Regions from separate parts of the Homo sapiens genome. Here region 1 is linked to region 2. The links are chromatin loops, found by intact Hi-C in ENCODE. Cell type or tissue: endothelial cell of umbilical vein. All regions are shown on one strand. Region 1 overlaps DNAH8 (dynein axonemal heavy chain 8). Region 2 overlaps KCNK17 (potassium two pore domain channel subfamily K member 17).

Region 1 (2,500 bases), 310 kb after region 2:
ATCTAAATCTCAAAAGTGTCCTCAAATACTCAAGGGAATACATTTCAATTTGTATTGCATTGAAATGAATATAAAGGTTGTAATAAGGCATTTGATAAATTTCAGAAAGTAAAGAAACATGCATAACCACTGATGAGAAAAAGAGTGAAAATAAGCAACCATTTTTGACATTGAAAGAGTTGAATTTGCAGAGTCTTTGGTACCTTATAAATCTACATAATAAAATGTGAATAAACTGTGTATTTTCATGGTTCTTATCACTATGCTATCTAAACTCTTGAGAGAGATTTTACTTATTTTAAAGCATTTATTCACCTTGATTTCCCCCTCCACTTCAGAGATTCTGCATTCTTATGCAAGGACTGAGGAGAGAGACTTGTGATTCGCCCTGCCCAAATCTCCCTCTTCTCTCAAATTTATGGATGCTAACTTCAGAGTGAAGATTCCAATAAACAGGGGGCATCGAGTTCTCCATCATGGCCCAATTATAGCCTATCATCAAGTGATGGCTGGGCACCGTGGCTCATGCCTATAATCCCAGCATTTTGGAAAGCCAAGGTGGGTGGATCACTTGAGGTCAGGAGTTCGAGACCAGCCTGGCCAACATGGTGAAACCCTGTCTCTACTAAAAATACAAATATTAGCCGGGCCTGGTGGCACATGCCTGTAGTTCCAGCTATTCGGGAGGCTGAGACATGAGAACCGCTTGAGCCTGGGAGGCGGAGGTTGCAGTGAGCTGAGATCGCACCACTGCACTCCAGCTTGGGCAACAGGGTAAGACTATCTCAAAACAAAACAAAAAACAACAAACAAACAAAAAGAAGCAAGAATGCTGTTGAACACCATGGATGGTCAGATAAATTAATGATTCCTCTGGCTGGGGACATTCACACAGACTTAGCCAGCATATCTTAGAGAGTCTTCTCTCATGGCTGAAGCTGTTATCTCTGCACACATGCATTCAAATCTTTCACCTGGGCTCCAGTCCATATTTCTCACCCCATTCATTTATATCCCATGTTCTTTCCCAGCTCAACATGCCCCCAACAGAACTCTGTAACTTCTCCTCCAACATACTCCTGTTCCCAACTCCTCCACTACCCCAGCTCCCAGACAAGCAATGTCAGGGCATCTTTGACCCCTTCTTTCATTTCACTCAGAACTTGGAGAGTTACATCTTGCTGGAGCTGGGTGAGGACCAGAGGTGGGTTTCAGCTGGGATGCTTCATCTGTTATTGCTTACTGCTTCCTGGTGGCCGGTGGGGGAACAGCAAGGGGCGTAGAGAAGTCCTTGAAGAAGGCAAGCTCACTTGCCAGGATTCCATCCACCAGATATTTCAGAGCCAGAGGAAAGAAGAATCAAACCTAGGTACTCAGAGACCAAAAAAATTACCAAACACAGAGCTGCAGAACAGAGCCAACCACCTGAGCAGGAACCAGAAATGGGCTAAGACATGCTGGGGAAAGGGGATCAGGGGTGGGTGAGAGAGACCCCAAGGCAGACCATATGGGAAGTTAAGGATGAAGAGAGAACAGAGGAGGACGAAGGTCTTACAGGCCTGCCAGTTGCTCTAGTGGATATACTCCCCCATTTTAGGCAGGGGTCCAGGGCCTTCTACCTGACCTCACTAGTGTGGTGAAAGGTTGCAAGATCCTGACACTATTTTGGGAGAAGCTCGCTTACGGCATCCTACAGCATGCATGCCAGCAACACCATGTGGGCTTCTGGACAAAGCTGTGAAGAGAGACTTGACAAAACACAGAAGGCTCACCGTGTCCTCTCTAACACACCAGTTTGCAGCAAGAAACAGATTAACAGCTACAGAAGAAGGTTCTCAGCCATTGCTCTGCATTCGCTAAGTCCTATCAGTCCCCCCTTGAGACCTGTCCTGCAGCTTCACTCCACCCCATGATCATCCCTATTCTAGGCCTGCATCCTCACACACCTGGACTTACCCACAGGGTACCCGAGGTGTCGATTAGTCATCATGGGTGCTCTAGATGAGCCTTGTCACATGGCAGAGAGCTTGTCTTTTATTCTAACTGCTGTAGGAAGCCATTTAGATGGAGGAGAAGTAGATGGAGGAGATTCAGTTTGGGGCTTTTAAAGGTCAAGCTGTCTGAAAGACATGCCAGTGGATGTCACATAGAAATTGTATAAATGACTGTGGAGCACAGAGGAAAGGTCTAGACAACATATATGTGGCATATTGATGTTTTAAAGGCCATTGGCATAGATGAGCTCTACTCAGGAGGGAAGGTGGACATGACTATAAAAGAGGTTAAAATGTGAGTAGAACATAGGCCATAGATTTATAGGCATGTGAAGGGAAGGGAAGGCTCTTTAAAGCATGAGAGATACTAGATCACACTGCTACCTGGACCATACACTGAAGGGTGATGCTATTAAAGTCATGCTTTGCAGCCTTTTGCATTTTGCAACAAATTTTGTTACTCTGTCACAGTGTGATTTTGCCACTGAGGACTGAGAACCTGCTAA
Region 2 (2,500 bases):
AACAACTCTATGAAGTAGGTACTATTTGTATTACCATTATACAGGTAAGGAAACTGAGGCACAGAGAGAAGTTGAGCACCTTGCCCAGGATTGTGTAGCTGCACTTCCTCCTTAATGCCCAAAGTGACATTGACTGCATCATATTAGAGTTAATTAGGTTTATCTATGTACCACTGAGGGCTGGGGTCATGTCTCTTGTGGTCACGTCCCCTAAAAGCACCACACATCACGCCTGGCCTAGTGTTTGTTGCAGGAATGGGAGTGAGCAGGGGAGAAAATGAGTCGCTGGTTTACTAGGACTCCAACCTGACCTAGCCACTGGGTAAAGGGTGGGGAAGGAGCTGTCCCCATGGTAGCTGTCAGTAGCTGTACCTGGTGAGCCCTTGGTGAGAGGGGTAGAGCCTCCTTGCCCTGGTGGGCTGGGATCGAAGAGTAATTGTGAGGGCTGTGTGTGTAGGTTTGTTTGTGTGTGTGTGTGTGTGTGTGTGTGTGTGTGTGTGTGTGTGTGTGTGCATCTTGGGGTACAGGAAATCCATCACCCCACAGAGCCTGGTGGTCATTGCAGCCTCTTCCCCAGGATGTCGTCCAAGCATACAAAAACGGAGCCAGCCTCCTCAGCAACACCACCAGCATGGGGCGCTGGGAGCTCGTGGGCTCCTTCTTCTTTTCTGTGTCCACCATCACCACCATTGGTAAGGGCCAGATGGGGCCAGGGGGATGGGGGTGGGGGAAGGAGGCAGCTCCCTGAGAGGCAACAGGCTAGTTGCCTTTTGGAGGGATTACCTGGAGTCTCATGACTCCAAGTGCAGTTCAGCTCTGCAGCATGGACACCGCCTGGGAGCAGTCTCGGGCCTCACTACAGACCTGCTGACTCAGCCTCAGCATCTCACCCAGGTCCCCAGGGGATTCATGTGCACTGTTCGAGTTTGACAAGCACTGCTCTAGGGGACTTCTGCCCCACATGGCCTTTCAGGAAGCAGAGGTCTCCCAGTACAGCAAGAAACATGTCTCTGGGCACTACAAGGATGCCAGTCTCCTCAGCTGAGCCCACCCAACACTGAGCCCCGGGAGTGGTGGTCGGGAGAAGTGGAGGGAAAGTTAGGAAGGAAGAAGAAGTAGAAATCCAAAGAAAGAGCTTTAGACCCCCCGTTTCTCAGCCCTGGGGGAGGTGGCCATTCCTCCCATGTCCTTGTCTCCAGACCCCATTCCCACAGTCCTCTCTTCAGCTTGCAAACAGCCCCCTCCACTCCTCATCGCCATCCTCCCCACACACAGGGACACCTGGACTAACCCTCCTCTGCGGAAGAGCTGAGGTAGAGCTTGTCTCAGGAGGGTGCTGAGGGGCTGCTGTGCAAAGAAGAGCAGGCTAGATCCCTGCAGTTCTGAAACCCAGGAAATCATGCAAGTCGAGCCACCCAGATCCTTCTGCCCCAACTCCTGCATGACACAGGACTTGCCACCAGGTGGCAGGCTGGTATCACTGGTGACTTGGGCTACCGCCTCCCAGTTCCTGGCCAGCCAGGATCCTCTCTCCAGGACACCAGTATCCCAGCCTCCCCACAGGGTTGGGTAAGGCAAGAGCACCCAGAGGATTCTCCATCTAGTTTTAAATTGGCCAGAACTTCTTGAAAGCAGACCTCAGAGCTACATGGGAGCTTGGGCAATCCTTGAGACAAGCATGCTTGGGAGGCATCTCAGACTCCAGCGGCCCTGAGCCCCTGAAGGACTGGCAGGATGGGCCGATTCATCTTTACATCCCCAAGGGTCTATTACAAGGCCCAGCATACAGCAGCCACTCAATAAATACTGCCACGTTAAGGAATTCCATTAAATATGCATTCACCAGGCATGTATTGAGTTCCAGGGTAGCAGGAGATCTTAAAACACAGTCACTGTAGGCCAGGCCTCCCAGATTTGGGGGTCCTTTAGTCTGCAAACCCCACACCTCCCACACTCTTCTCAGGGCCTGTGACTTTGGCCCACCAAATTCAGAGTTTTGCTACCTCTCTTCCCAGCTCTACCACCCCTAGCTTGGATTATGCCTCTGTCCTTTCCTCTCCACTCAGTTTCAACCAGCTTGAGGGTGAGGAGGGCAAAGAGAGGAGGGCCCTGCCCCACCCCACACACACAGTACACCTGAGGAAACACCCGAGGTCTTCTTGTACTAGGCACTGTGCTGGGCACTTTGACATTTAAGATTTCAATTTGTCCCTATGGCAACCTCCAAGAATAGGTCTTATTATTTTCTTTCTTTCTTTTTTGAGACGGAGTCTCGCTGTGTCACCCAGGCTGGAGTGCAGTGGCATGATCTCAGCTCACTGAAACCTCCGCCTCCCAGGTTCAAGCGATTCTCCTACCTCAGCCTCCCAAGTAGCTGGGACTACAGGCACTTGCCAACATGCCCGGCTAATTTTTGTATTTCAGTAGAGACAGGTTTTACCATGTTGGCCAGGCTGGCCTCAAACTCCTGTCCTCAAGTGATCCACCCGCCTTGGCCTCC

The links. Hi-C counts contacts between places; a loop is a spot of excess contacts. Peaks named below come from ENCODE experiments on the same cell type or tissue, not always from the same donor. Only the 100,000 strongest peaks of a DNase experiment are listed, where the experiment ranks them.
Region 1: it touches region 2 in a loop (11-fold over the local background); 22 of 110 quality-filtered maps call a loop at or near these places.

The regions. Positions count from the first base shown.
Region 1 is chr6:38,996,065-38,998,564 of GRCh38, reverse strand. All of the region lies in intron 88 of DNAH8 (dynein axonemal heavy chain 8), which reads right to left. Among named protein-coding and RNA genes, the nearest start is that of DNAH8-AS1, 44 kb to the right of the region's middle. In endothelial cell of umbilical vein, a CTCF peak has its summit at 1,259 (motif pointing left); no DNase peak of the experiment used is centred here; H3K27me3 peaks cover 199 bases.
Region 2 is chr6:39,309,085-39,311,584 of GRCh38, reverse strand. It overlaps KCNK17 (potassium two pore domain channel subfamily K member 17), which reads left to right. Exons shown (of 5, transcript NM_031460.4): 2 at 578-692. Among named protein-coding and RNA genes, the nearest start is that of KCNK17, 4.1 kb to the left of the region's middle. In endothelial cell of umbilical vein, a CTCF peak has its summit at 1,470 (motif pointing right); a DNase peak (open chromatin) is centred at 1,474.